2 separate regions of the Homo sapiens genome follow, and region 2 is linked to region 1. A link is a contact called in ENCODE Hi-C or POLR2A ChIA-PET data. All regions are on one chromosome and are shown on one strand. Each heading gives the region's core, a stretch centred on a gene start or an enhancer-like site at or near the end of the contact. The rest is flanking DNA. Distances are from core to core; before and after follow the strand shown. Region 1 overlaps AGO1 (argonaute RISC component 1). Region 2 overlaps AGO3 (argonaute RISC catalytic component 3).

Region 1 (7,444 bases), core at 1,645-4,144:
GTCTAAGTTTCAGAGGTCAGGAAGTAAGAGATGGTAATGGAGAAAAAATAGGGTGGTGAGACTAAGTGCTTCAGAGAGATGGAAGAGATGAGATTTTTCTTCCACAGTTTATTCTTATTCCAGTTCACATCTCTTCTACCTTTTTTGCTTATCAGATCTGGGATTAGAGATCTGGGATTAGATTGGAGCAGCCTAGATTCTGTTCCTGATTTTTTTGTTTTGTTTTGTTTTAATTTATTTTTTATTTTTTATTTTTTTTTTGAGACGGAGTCTCACTTTATCGTCCAGGCTGGAGTGCAGTGGCATGATCTCGGCTCACTGCAACCTCTGCCTCTCAGGCTCAAGTGATCCTCCCGCTTCAGCCTCCTGAGTAGCTGGGACTGTAGGCACACACCACCTTGCCTGACTAATTTTTGTATTTTTTGTAGAGATGGAGTTTCTCCATGTTGCCCAGGCTGGTCTCAACCTTGGGAGCTCAAGCAAATTGCCCGCCTTGGCCTCCCAAAGTGCTGGGATTATAGGCATGATCCACTGCACCTGGCCATCCTTTTTTTTTGTTTTTTGTTTTTTTTTTGAGACAGGGTCTCGCTGTGTCCCCCAGGCCGGAGTGCAGTGGTGTGATTATAGCTCACTGTAACCCCAAACTCCCAGCCTCAGGTGATCCTCCTGCCTCAGCCTCCCAAACAACTGGGATTATAGGCACATGCCACCATACCCAGCTAATTACAAACATTTTATTTTTTTGTAGAAGATACGGTCTCACTCTGTTGCCTAGTCTAGCCTTGAGCTCCTAGGCCCAAGTGATCCTCCTGCCTTGGCTGCCCAAGTACTGGGATTACAGGTGTGAGCCACCATACTTAGCCCTATTCCTGATTGTTGATAGACCCTGGAGTCAAGCTTTTCTCCCTTTAGCCTCCCCCTCTTCTCAGAAGGCACTCACACCACTCTTTCAGGTCCATTACAGCCTTGGTGATCTGAGGACCAGCAGTGTCACTTAGGAGCATGCTAGAAATGCAGAATTTCAGGCTTCGCTCTAGACCTGCTGAATCAGAAGCTACATTTTAATAAAATCTCCAGGTGATTCATAGGAATATTAAAGTTTGAGAAGCACTGTCATAGAGTAGATGTTAGGAGTGAGTATAATAGATGGGACATTGCCTGGACTTTGAATTACTTCCAAAACTTGAAGTGGTGGTAGTCTCTCAGCTTCCACAGGCCACTCCTATCCCCCACAGGGAAGTGGTGGAATACATGGTCCAGCATTTCAAGCCTCAGATCTTTGGTGATCGCAAGCCTGTGTATGATGGAAAGAAGAACATTTACACTGTCACAGCACTGCCCATTGGCAACGAACGGGTAAGGTTGGGAGTCAGGCTAGGCCTGTGTCAGGGGTCTGGGGTAGAACCAAGCTCATGTAAGCCTCTTTGGAGATCCAGAGATCCTTTTCATCTTTTGTGCTGAGAAAGTATGTTTTAGGGTGAGGGGTGGGTAGGTGCTGATGTTTATTTAGTCTATCATGTGCCTGTCCGTGTCCTAAACAGATTGAGATTAGACTTAAAATAGACCTAAGGGCTTCCTGCTAGGCTGAGAGGTAGTTGAGAGGAACAGAAGCACTGAGCCAAGGTGGCTAGAACCTAAGGGGCTAGACTTACTCTGGATTTTCATTATGAGCCCCTATCAACTTGAAAAACATGTTCTCAGCAAATCCATGGAGTTGGGGGTCATTCTCGCAGAGCAATGGCAATCCTTCATCCCTTTCTTTCACCCTCCTGAAGGTCGACTTTGAGGTGACAATCCCTGGGGAAGGGAAGGATCGAATCTTTAAGGTCTCCATCAAGTGGCTAGCCATTGTGAGCTGGCGAATGCTGCATGAGGCCCTGGTCAGCGGCCAGATCCCTGTTCCCTTGGAGTCTGTGCAAGCCCTGGATGTGGCCATGAGGCACCTGGCATCCATGAGGTATTGGGTGTAGTTAGTATCTGGGCTACTAGTGTTGGCAGAACTGCTGTCAGGGGAGGAGGGGGAGCACATATTAAGGTCCCACAGAGTGCCATTAAAAAAAAAAATTATTTGAAGCCCTACCACTTGCCAGGCAAATGTGTATTTATATTTAGATGGTTTAAAGCCCTGGCCCTGAACTTCTTAGATATCTTTGGGCCTCATCCCATCTGTCCCTGCAGGGCAGAGAGAAGGTAGAAACTTGTACAAGGTCAGTCATACAACTAGTAAAGCATCAGAGCTGGCATTAAAGCCCCGGTGTCCTGCCTTTCAGGCCAGGGCTCCTCCGTGCCCAGGATGCCTCACAGGGTGGGGGCCTGTGCCCGAGGGACCAGTTCTCTGCCTGTCCCTGCCAGGTACACCCCTGTGGGCCGCTCCTTCTTCTCACCGCCTGAGGGCTACTACCACCCGCTGGGGGGTGGGCGCGAGGTCTGGTTCGGCTTTCACCAGTCTGTGCGCCCTGCCATGTGGAAGATGATGCTCAACATTGATGGTGAGTGGGGAGAGCTATGGAGCCAGGGGCACCCCAAGTCCAGTGACCACACTCCCAGCCTCATCCCTCCCAGCTCTGCAACCACACTCCTAGTCTAATTCCTACAGCCCTGGCACCCCCTTCCCCCATCCCAATGCCCTTTAAGGAAGAGGGTATAAATTGCTGTGCCTCCATGTATTGTGGAAGACAGAACCTGAGCTGAGCTATCTTTACCCTGTCCCCACAGTCTCAGCCACTGCCTTTTATAAGGCACAGCCAGTGATTGAGTTCATGTGTGAGGTGCTGGACATCAGGAACATAGATGAGCAGCCCAAGCCCCTCACGGACTCTCAGCGCGTTCGCTTCACCAAGGAGATCAAGGGTGAGGACCCAACAGGAGGGGAAGGGAAACAGCGCCACTTTAGCCCTAAGAGGAAATCCCCTTGGGGTATGCTCAGGGGAGAGACCAAGCCTGGGCACATGAGCAACCTATTTTAGCCCTGACAAGCAGTGTGTGTATCTCAGGCCTGAAGGTGGAAGTCACCCACTGTGGACAGATGAAGAGGAAGTACCGCGTGTGTAATGTTACCCGTCGCCCTGCTAGCCATCAGACGTAAGTTGGCAGGGGTGCTGAGTCATACTTTGTTGGTGGAGAAGGGCTGAGATTTAAAACTATCTTTCCCTCCCTCCCTCCCCCACTGGCCTTGAGAATGAGCCTTGGGGACTGGCCCTGTTTTTGAAGATAAGCTGTGGGAATTTGGCATCCTTTCTCAACCTTCTCTGATCTGTTGATACTCTCCCTACCATTTTTACCTTCTTGATCTCCTCGCCTCTTTGGTTCCTTACTTGAGAACAAGTGTGTTCTCTGATTCCTGTTAGGGTTAGGCAAATGTTAGAATCTCTCTCAAATTATTCTTTCTCTTGAAAAAAGAAAGCGAGGCTCCTGGGCTCCTTGGGGAAGCTGTCATTGATTCCATTCCCATTCTTGACCTTAGGCTATACTGATTATTATGAGTGTCTACTCTGTGTCAGGCTTTATGCTCAACATTGGAAATAAATGAGTCAGATAGTGTCCTGACTTCTGACTTTTGTGGAACTTGCCTTTCAAACCTTTGGCTTCTCTCTTGGAGCCCTGTATGTCCTGTTTTCCCATGAGTGGCAATGCTCAAAGAAGTTGGATAGGATGAAGCAAAGTCTGGGACTTCCTTCCTGCACATCATATTGGGGCCAAATGAAAAAGGAAAAAATCTGAGGCTTCCATGGTTGTGGGTCTAGAGAAGTGGGACTGAATGCTGGGTTATGACACCCCCTTCCTTCCCTTCTTCTGAACAGATTCCCCTTACAGCTGGAGAGTGGACAGACTGTGGAGTGCACAGTGGCACAGTATTTCAAGCAGAAATATAACCTTCAGCTCAAGTATCCCCATCTGCCCTGCCTACAAGTTGGCCAGGAACAAAAGCATACCTACCTTCCCCTAGAGGTGAGATTGCCAAGTAATGGCTGGGGAATAGGCATTGTATATACCTGCATGCTGATCATCAGATGTCTGTTCTTTCATTTTGAAGTTTGGAAAACTGACATTCTGAGAAGGTATGAGGTAGTTCTCCTGTGAAATAGAGGCCTCATTCTTACCTGCTAAGTTGTTTCCTTATCCCCCATCCTACTCTCATGTTCTTTCAGGGCTGCCAGGCAGAGACAAGCTGAATTTACTGTTTAATAAGTAATTAGTTCGTAGAGGACAGAGATTTTAGATACCCACACTCATGTTCTCTTAATTTCTCTTCCCCTGTTGTTTAGAGCTGGGATCCTAAGTGACCTGAAGATATAAGTCTACCTTATTCTTCACAAACTGGTGATAAATACTACCTATAATGTAAATCATGTTTCTCCAAGGATTAATGTGTTCCTTTTGAAAAAGTTTTAGCCCCAAGATTGTCATACTTTTATAAGTCAGTAGACCTTTGGAATTCTGCAACTAGAGGAGGAATAGTAACTAACACTAAGTTATAGAATACAAATACAGAATCACTGGGCTATATTTTGTTTGGTATATACTAGCCAAAATATTGAATGAGAAACTACTGCCTACTGCTTCATTGTCTCGTCCAATGCTACTCAAAAAGTGTGGTCATGTGTACCAATAGGATAGGCATTACCTGAGAGCTTGCTTAAAATGCAGATTTCAGATTCCACCCATACCGACTGAATCAGAATCTTTTTTTTTTTTGAGATGGAGTTTCGTTCTTGTTGCCCAGGCTGGAGTGCAATGGCATGATGTTGGCTCACTGCAACCTCTGCCTCCCGGGTTCAAGTGATTCTCCTGCCTCAGCCTCCTGAGTAGTTGGAATTACAGGCATGCGCCACCACACCCAGCTAATTTTGTATTTTTAGTAGAGACGGGGTTTCTCCATGTTGGTCAGGCTGGTCTCGAACTCCTGACCTCAGGTGATCTGCCCACCTTGGCCTCCCAAAGTGCTGGGATTACAGGTGTGAGCCACCGTGCCCAGCCAGAATCTGTCCTTTAACAAGATCCAAAGGGAATGTACATTAACGTTGGAGAAGCACTGTACTAGACTACCCTCTTTTTCTTTTTTGTTTTTTTGAGACAGAGTCTCGCTGGAGTGCAGTGGCACCATCTCGGCTCACTGTAACCTCCTCAGCCTCCCAGGTTCAAGCAATTCTCATGCCTCAGCCTCCAGTAGCTAGGATTACAGGTGTGCGCCACCGTGCCCAGATAAGTTTTTTTTGTATTTTTAGTAGAGATGGGGTTTTGCCATGTTGGCCACACTGATCTCCTGGCCTCAAGTGATCTGCCTGCCTCGGCCTCCCAAAGTGCTGGATTACGGGCATGAGCTGCCACGCCTGGCCTACCCTCTTACTTTTATCCAACAGCAGAAGTCAGATAGCCCAGACCAAAGCTCTAGTCTTCTGGTGAGCTTCTAGGATTTCAGAACTAACCTGAGGGAGTTAGGCTGAAGGGAGAAGAGATCCCCAAAACCAAGAACTCTGACTTGGTTAATAGCTACTGATGCACATGAAGGCAACATGTTCTCTGAGGTATAAACAGAGGTCTTTAGGGACAATCTTAGCTAAGTAGATAGTAGGTGATATTTACTGTAAGCAGAGATTTGTTAGCAAATTAACATTATTTCTATTTAAACAGCAGTTTCCAAGGGGTATAATTTATGTTATGACTTAGACCTTGATTTCTGTTGTTGCTTATTTAACATATATTTATCGAGCTCCTACTATGTGTCATATACTCTCAGGTGCTAGGAACATGGAGATTAACAAGACAGACAAGGTCCCAGCTGTTATGGAGCTTACATTCTAGAAGGGGGAGATAGACAATAAGTTGATAAACACGTAAAGTAGTTTCAGATGGTGATAAGTGCTATAAGAATAATAAAATAGGTTAAGGGGATAGAAGTAAGGGAGGAAGAGGGTAGAGAGCTATTTTAGTTGTTAGGGAGGTCCTCTTTTAGGAGACATTTGAGCTAAGTCCCAAATTATGACATAGAATCAACCTTGTAACAACCTGAGAGAAGAGCCTTCCAGGCAGGAGGAAGTACAAAGGTTCTAAAGCAGAAGAGAATTTGGATCTTTTTGAGGGATAGACAGAAGGCTATGGTGGCTAGAATGTATTGTGTGAGGGGAAAAGCAGTAGGATATGATTCTGCAGAGGGTCAAATAATATAGCCTGTTGAAACCACGTGGCATTTTATTACTGTTTTTTGGAAAAGCTTTATCCAGGTTGGCTGTGTGGCTCATACCTGTAATCCCAGCACTTTGGGAGGTCAAGGCAGGAGGATTGCTTGACTGCAGGTGTGGTGTGGTCCCAGCTACTTGGGAGGCTGAGGTGGAAGCATTGCTTGAACCCAGTGAGCTGTGATTGTGCCGCTGGATTCTAGCCTGGGCAACAGAGGGAGACCCTGTCTCAAAAAAAAATAAAAAAACAGCTTTATCGAGATATAATTCACATACCATAAAATTCACCATTTTAAAATGATTAGGTAGTTTTAGTATATTCACAGAATTGTACAACAGCCATCACCACTATCTGATTCCAGAACATATCACTCCTGAAAGAAAGCCTGTATTCATTAGCAGTTATGCACCATTCGTTCTCTCCCCAACAGCCTGTAGTAACCACTAATTTACTTTCAGTCTCTGGGTATACCTATTTTGGACATATCATATATGTGAAATAATACAATATGTGGCCTTTTTTGACTGGCTTCTGTCATTTAGCATAATGTTTTCAAGGTTTATCCTCGTTCCATCAGATGGATATGTCATATTTTGTTAATTCATTTATCAGTTAATGGACATTTGGATTGTTTCTACTTTTTGGGTATCATGAATAATGCTGCTGTGAACATTGATGTACACATTTTTGTGTGAACATAAGTTTTTATTTCTCTGGAGTATACACCTAAGAGTGATATAATATATAACAATGTTTAACATCTTTTTTTTTTTTTTGAGACGGAGTATCGCTCTGTTACCCAGGCTGGAGTGCAGTGGCACGATCTCGGCTCACTGCAAGCTCCGCCTCCTGGGTTCACGCCATTCTCCTGCCTCAGCCTCCGGAGTAGCTGGGAATGCAGGCGCCGACCACCACGCCTGGCTAATTTTTTGTATTTTTAGTAGAGATGGGGTTTCACGGTGTTAGCCAGAATGGTCTCGATCTCCTGACTCATGATCCGCCCGCCTCAGCCTCCCAAATTGCTGGGATTACAGGCGTGAGCCATTGCACCTGGCCAATGTTTAACATCGTGATGAGCTGCCTGATTGTTTCCCAAAGTAGCTATGATATTTTACAATCCCATCAGCAAAGAATGACAGTTGTAATTTCTGGCCAGGTAGGATTTTATTCTAATTATAATATGAATCCATTGGAAAATTTTAAGTAGAAGAACAATGTGGATTATTGTTCTAGTTTCTAGTTGTGAAGATTCAATTAGAAACTAGAA
Region 2 (7,444 bases), core at 1,939-4,438, 140 kb after region 1:
AACATTCACATGTTGTGCAGCCATCATCACTATCCATTTCCAGAACTTTTTTCCATCATCCCAAACTGAAACTCTTTATCCATTAACCAATAACTTTAATATCCTATTAAACCTCACGTAACCCCTGGAAAGCACTGTTCTACTTTCCGCTTCCATGAATTTGACTATTCTAGTTTCCTTATGTACATGAGTCCTACAATATTTGGCTTTTGGCATAATATCCTCAAGGTTCATCCATGTTGTACTATATGTCAGAATTTTCTTCCTTTTTTGGGCCAAATAATATTCCATTGTTTGTATATGTGTGTGTGGGGGGGCGGGGGGTGTGTGTGTGTGTGTATACACCACATCTTGTTTATTCTTCTGTTGATGGACACTTGGGTTGCTTCTACACTTTAGCTATCATGAGTAATGCTGCTATGAACATAGGTGTACAAATATCTCTTCACAACCCTGTTTTCAGCTATTCTGGGTATACATCTAATAAGTGTCATTGCTGCATCATATGGTAATTCTATTTTTAATTTTCTGAGGAACCTCCACAGTGTTTTCCACAGTGGCTGCACCATTTTACATGCCCACCAACAGCGCACAGGAGTTCCAGTTTCTCCACATCCTTGCCCCAATGTTTGTTATTCTCTGGCTTTTTGATAGTAGCCATCCTAATGGGTGTGAAGTGGTATCTCATAATGTCTTTGATTTTGCATTTTCCTAAATGATTAGAGACGTTGGGCATCTTTTCATGTGCTTATGGGTCATTTTTCTGTTTATCTTCTTTAGAGAAATGTGTATTGTCATTTGTCCTTTTTTTTAAGGCAAGGTCTCACTCTGTCACCCAGACTGGAGTGCAATGACACGATCATAGTTCACTGCAGCCTCCATCTCCTAGGCCCATGCAATCCTCTTGCCTCAGCCTCCTGAGTAGCTAGAACTAAAAGCACATACCATCATGCCTGGCTAATTAAAAAAAAAATTTGGCAGGGATGGGGTCTTGATTTGTTGCCTAAGCTGGTCTCTAACTCCTGGGCTCAAGCAATCCGCCTCAGCCTACCAAAGTGCTGGGATTACAGGTGTGAGACATTGCACCCATTTTTCTATGTTTTTTATATATAAGAAGTTATGCTGGGTGCAGTGGCTCACACCTGTAATCCCAGCACTTTGGGAGGCCAAGACGGGTGGATCACTTGAGGTCAGGCGTTCAAAACCAGCGTGGCCAACATGGCAAGACCCCATCTCTACTAAAAATACAGAAATTGGCTGGGCGTAGTGGCTCATGCCTGTAATCCCAGCACTTTGGGAGGCCAAGGCGGGTGGATCACCTGAGGTCAGGAGTTCAAGACCAGCCTGGCCAATGTGGTGAAACTCCATCTCTACTAAAAATACAAAAAAAAAAAATTATCAGGGCATGGTGGCAGGTGCCTGTAATCCCAGCTACTTCAAGAGGCTGAGGCAGGAGAATCACTTGAACCCAGAAGGCAGAGGTTGCAGTGAACCGAGATTGCGCCGTTGCACTCCAGCCCTGGGCAACAAGAGCGAAACTCTTATCTCAAAAATAAAAAATAAAAACAAAAAAAATAAAAAGTAAATAAAAATACAGAAATTAGCTAGGTGAGGTGGTGCACACCTGTAATCCCAGCTACTCGGGAGGCTGAGGTAGGAGAACTGCTTGAACCCAGGAGGCAGAGGTTGCAGTGAGCTGAGATCGCGCCACTGCACTCTACCCTGGGTGACAGAATGTGACTCCATCTCAAAAAAAAAAAAAGAAGTTATGGCTGGGTGCAGTGGCTCTTGCCTGTAATCCCAACACTTTGGGAGGCTGGAGCAGGAGGATCACTTGAGCTTAGGAGTTTGAGACCAGGCTGGGCACCATGGTGAGACCTCCCTCATCTCTACTTAAATAAAAAAAAAAAGGCTTGGTGTGGTGGTGCATGCCTGTAGTTCCAGCCACTTGGGAGGCTGAGGCAAGAGGATCGCTTTAGCTCAGGAGGTCGAGACTACAGTGATGCATGATCATGCCACTGCACTCCAGCCTGGGTGACAGAGTGAGATCCTCTCAAAAAAAAAAAAAAAAGTTATATACACCGAAATATTTATGATGGTTATAATGGCAGAGGAGAGGAAAGGAACAGGGGACTTTTGTTCTTTGCGCTATAATACCTCTGAATTTTTAAATTAAAGATAAGAGAATAGGATTGAAAGCTGTAAGTGTACTGTGATTACAAGTACATTAAAATAATATAAATGAGAAAATTATTGGAAGAGAGTACTATAAAACGATAACAAGGGATTATGTGCATGTTTCACTTTATGCTTTTCAGTTATTGCAGTTATGCTATGGCAAAAATATACCTTTTTATACAAAGAAGAAAACAACTAGAAAAATTGTCACTAAATACTTAAGCTAGTCTTCAAAGCAGTATACTTTCAATTTTAACAGCATCGCCTTAGTACTGTATTGGCATAATTTTTGGTATCCTGTAATACAATGATGGATTTTAAGGGGGAAACATAGTAGCTTTATTTTCAGTATGTAAAATTATTTTCAGGTCTTTTTTTCTGACTAGAGGTTTTGCATCTATTCCATAGCGGAAGTGAAACGTGTAGGAGACACACTTTTGGGTATGGCTACACAATGTGTTCAAGTCAAGAATGTAATAAAAACATCTCCTCAAACTCTGTCAAACTTGTGCCTAAAGATAAATGTTAAACTCGGAGGGATCAATAATATTCTTGTACCTCATCAAAGGTAAGATATGCTAATCGCTTATGAAAATATTATTTTTATATCTTCATTTGTCTATATATGACCATATCTAACTACTATAAGGGCTGTGTAAGAGACCCCCTTAATAATTCCTACTATGGGAGATTCGTAGACATTTTGGTAAAAAAATAATTTGGATTGGCAAGGTTCAGAGATTCTCTTGTGAAAATGCCCCCCACAATTTTATTTTATCTTATTTTTTAAGGAAAGAATGAAGCAAAGCAACAAAAGCAGAGATTTACTGAAAATGAAAGTACACTCCAGAGGGTGGGAGCAGGCTCAAGCCCCAAAAATTTTCATTTAGTATGCAAAGTACCTCTTACCTAGCCAGAAAGTATCCAGTGCTTTATTTCTCACTGGAGAGCCCAGCTTGAAGAATTTTCACTTTATTTGGTAATCATCTTCAACCTGGTTTCATGAGACTACTCACCTACCTGGAATGTGAAGGAGAGAAGGAACTGGGAGCCCAGATTAGTCAATTAAGTAAGCCATATCAGCCTTCCTGCTATAGTCAGTGAGAAAACACATTACTGTTAGATCACCCTTCTTAGAGCTGGAGCTCTTAGGAAGTAAGAGACAACATGACCTAGAAACAGGAGGTAGCTTATTGTGCAAGTCACTGAGGAAGAGGTCATTTTTCAGAGAATTGAACAAGTTCCCTTTTAATAGTTGAAGCAATTAGGCCTCAAAAAAGTTAACTGTACACCACAAATAAACATTAGAATAAGAATTGGCCCATGTTTGTTTGACACAAAAGTCCTTTTTTTCCTGTTTTTCCATGCCATCTCTACTTTCTACCCCTGTTAAATATGAGATGAGATCCGTAAATGAGATAAATAAAGAATTTTATCAACAAGCCCAACATGGTGAAACTTTATCTCTACAAAAAAATAGAAAGATTAGCCATGTGTGGTGGCATGTGCCTGTCGTTCCAGCTACTCCAGAGGCTGAGGTGGGAGGATTACCTGAGCCCAGGGAAGTCAAGGCTGCAGTGAACTGTGATTACGCCACTGCACTCCAGCCTGGGCAACACAGTGAGACCCTGTCTCAAAAAAACAATAATAACATAAAGTAAAATAAAAGGAAGTCCTAGCTTCCTTTATGACCATTGAATATATGTTACTCAAATTTATACTTTTGGCCAGGGAGTGGGAGTAGTGGATTCCCAAAATCCCTTCCAGTCTGAAGTGTAATGATTCCTTTTTCCCTTGAGAGATTACATAGGTTTAAAATATAAGTCTTTTTTTAAAGAGTGATAAAAATTTGTGGATCATAAGGAAGTTTATAATTTTGTGCCCATGTTGGAGAATACTAGCATCTGTTAATATTAATACAGCCCTTTTCAACCACCAGCACCACTATTTTAGATAAAATTCTGCTGTGAATAAAACTTTGGATTGGCCGGGTGCGGTGGCTCACGCCTGTAATCCCAGCACTTTGGGAGGCCAAGGCAGGTGGATCACAGGGTCAGGAGATCGAGACCATCCTGGCTAACATGGTGAAACCCCATCTCTACTAAAAAATACAAAAAATTAGCCGGGTGTGGTGGCGGGCGCCTGTAGTCCCAGCTACTTGGGAGGCTAAGGCAGGAGAATGGCATGAACTTGGGAGGTGGAGCTTGCAGTGAGCCGAGATCGTGCCACTGCACTCCAGCCTGGGTGACAGAGCGAGACTCCGTCTCAAAAAAAAAAAAAAAAAAAAATTTGGATTACATAGGACTTCCTCTGTGCTGTCAATAACTTGAAGTTACGTTGCAATTGTGTGAAACAGATAAATGGATACTGAAAAAATGAAATATCTAACCCTTTTTCAAAATGTGTTTAAGACCTTCTGTGTTCCAGCAACCAGTGATCTTTTTGGGAGCCGATGTCACTCATCCACCTGCTGGTGATGGAAAGAAGCCTTCTATTGCTGCTGTGAGTGTTAGCCAGGTTTATCTTACCTAAGGTTGACAGACCAGTATCAATTTTGCAGTTTCAACTTTTTGAATTTTAATATTTTCTTTGTAGCCAACTTTCATAAATGTTCTTTGGGTTTTTGAAAAGAATGATTATTCTCTGGTTTGGAGTTTGGAAGTTCCATATGTATCTATTAAATCAAGTTTGCTAGTTATATTATTCAAATCTTCTGTATTATACTTTAATTTGTCTACTTGACCTCTCCATGATTATGCATTTTTAGTTACTTTTTGTTGTTTTGAATAGTTTGTTTGTATATTTCAGTAATGTCTTTGTCATAGAAAGATACACTACATATAAGCTTGGTGGATTACATTTTTTATATATAAAATGTCTCCCACCTTCATCCAGGTCAATACTTTGCACCTGAATTCTTTTATTTTATTTTATTTTATTTATTTTTTTCAGACAAAGTTATCTTGTTGCCCAGGCTAGAGTGCAATGACACAATCTCGGCTCACTGCAACCTTCATCTCCCAGGTTCAAGCGATTATCCTGCCTCAGCCTCCCGAGTAGCTGGGATTACAGGCACCTGCCACCATGCCCGGCTAATTTTTTGTACTTTTAGTAGAGACGGGGCTTCACCATGTTGGCCAGGCTGGTCTTGAACTCCTGATCTCGGTCAGTCCACCTGCTTCGGCCTCCCAGAGTGCTGAGATTACAGGTGTGAGCTACCGTGCCCAGCCAAATTCTTTATTTTACTACTGCCACTCCTGTTTTTAACATCTGCCTGTTATTTCTTTGCTCTCTGTGTTTGTAACCTTTTTGTCTCAGTTTAAGTGTATTTCTTATAAACTTGAGAAAGCTTGATAATATTTTACCTATTTTGAAAATCACTTGATTTTAACAAATAGCCAACATTTCGAAAATATGAACATCTTTTAGGCATATTTAATAAACTTCAGAAATTAAACTGTAAGATTTAATTGGCCAGGCGCGGTGGCTCACGCCTAGAATCCCAGCACTTTGGGAGGCTGAGGCGGGGGTGGATCGCTTGACGTCAGGAGTTCAAGACCAGCCTGACCAACATGGTGAAACCCCATCTGTATAAAAAATACGAAATTAGCCTGTCGTGGTGGTGGGTGCCTTTAATTCCAGCTATTCGGGAGGCTGAGGCAAGAGAATCACTTGAACTCGGGAGGCGGAGGTTGCAGTGAGCTGAAATCATGCCACTGCACTCCAGCCTGGGTGACAGAGGGAGACCCCATCTCAAAACAAAAAAAAAGATTTAATATTTTTTCTATGATACATTATAATCTTCACATAAATCTTGTTTTATGAATCTGATAAATCTAATTCATCCCTGAAAATGATAGTAATATTTAAATTTCCACTTCATGATTTCAAAACTATTTTCATTAGTAAAGGAAATTAATTTTTATCTATTAATTCTCTTGCTTTTGTATTTTTAATGTTATACATGAATTATTTTCTTTAAATGTTCAGTGGTTGTATTGAGTCATCTCTAACATTCATTAAAGTGTTCTTATAGATGATAAAATGATAAAGAAAGGAACTCAAAAGACTTCCTTGGATTTGCTACTTTGGGTCATTTTCCACAAAGGTTTAAGCATATTTTAATTCCTTTGGACTTCTGGTAGTCATTGTCTTTTTCTACTAAATCCGTTTCTACCAAATACCCACTTTCTTTTGTGGTTCTCAGAAGTCTTGTAAATAGAATTTATTGGTTGATTCTTTTTCACTATATGGCTTCTATCTCCAAGAACTTAGAGAGTAGTGTGAGAAACTAAGTAAGTAATGAGTGCCACATAGTATAATAGGTGTTATCATGATAACGAAGTAACAACATTTAAGTTGCAAGAACCTGGTGTGTTTTGGGAATGTTGAGAAATACAAGGAATTGGAACATAGTATACTGCAGGCTATGAGGCTAGGAAGCCTTTGTGAGGCATTTTGTTCCATCCGAGGGTCTGGATTTATTCTTTTTTTTTTTTTTTTTTTTGAGACAGAGCCTCGCTCTGTAGCTCACGCTGGAATGCAGTGGGCGCGATCTTGGCTCACTGCAAGCTCCGCCTCCCGGGTTCACGCCATCCTCCTGCCTCAGCCTCCTGAGTAGCTGGGACTACAGGTGCACGCTGACACACCCGGCTAATTTTTTGTATTTTTAGTAGAGACGGGGTTTCACTGTGTTAGCCAGGATGGTCTTGATCTCCTGACCTTGTGATTCGCCCACCTCGGCCTCCCAAAGTTCTGGGATTACAGGCGTGAGCTACCGTGCCCGGCCTGGATTTATTCTTAAGTAGCGAGATACCTTTCAAGGGAAAGAAATGGTCAAAGTTCCATTTTTGAAGCATGACTTTGGTATAGGTTAACTGGAAGAAAGGGTCTGGAGGCAGTGACCAGCTCTAGGCTCTGATCAGAATAATGTTATAAGTTCATGCTTTGAGGTCTCTTCTCCAAAGACATAACAATATTAGACACAGAAAGAGAAATTAATATAGCTAGTTTCAAAACCAAGATTAACTTCTCTGAGGACCAGATACAGAACACAAATGCAGCTCAATAAGACTGTATAGATTCAGGCCAAGAGGGAAAATTCTGATTTTAAAATTTATGAAGCGTAACAGTTCTAAGATGAAGCTAAAGTCTTAAGTATGGCTTCTGAGATAGGTTGCTAAAGTGGAAGAGATAGGAAGAAAAATCAGTGGTTTGAATTGGTCCTTGTTTTTTCTTATTTCTTTTCTCTTATTCTCTTATACAC

What was found. Hi-C counts contacts between places; a loop is a spot of excess contacts on that map. ChIA-PET counts read pairs that join two places held with the same protein, here RNA polymerase II (POLR2A). Pooled maps may share reads with other maps.
Region 2: POLR2A ChIA-PET joins it to region 1 with 15 read pairs in H1. The contact joins two enhancer-like sites. A Hi-C loop is called at or near these places in 7 of 37 single-sample maps with no recorded cell type and 3 of 50 pooled maps. POLR2A ChIA-PET finds 5 or more read pairs at or near these places in 7 of 52 experiments (BJ, GM12878, H1 and 4 more).

Annotation. Positions count from the first base shown.
Region 1 is chr1:35,891,322-35,898,765 of GRCh38, forward strand. It overlaps AGO1 (argonaute RISC component 1), which reads left to right. Exons shown (of 19, transcript NM_012199.5): 3 at 1,236-1,356; 4 at 1,776-1,957; 5 at 2,353-2,489; 6 at 2,716-2,850; 7 at 2,994-3,081; 8 at 3,801-3,948. Among named protein-coding and RNA genes, the nearest start is that of AGO1, 12 kb to the left of the region's middle. RefSeq lists enhancers at 2,818-2,867, 2,867-4,066. Within about 2 kb of position 2,895, at least 11 of the 41 ENCODE cell types and tissues checked have a DNase peak (open chromatin) inside an H3K27ac peak, as active enhancers do.
Region 2 is chr1:36,031,588-36,039,031 of GRCh38, forward strand. It overlaps AGO3 (argonaute RISC catalytic component 3), which reads left to right. Exons shown (of 19, transcript NM_024852.4): 13 at 2,587-2,746; 14 at 4,590-4,680. Among named protein-coding and RNA genes, the nearest start is that of TEKT2, 49 kb to the right of the region's middle. RefSeq lists an enhancer at 2,706-3,905. Within about 2 kb of position 3,189, at least 4 of the 41 ENCODE cell types and tissues checked have a DNase peak (open chromatin) inside an H3K27ac peak, as active enhancers do.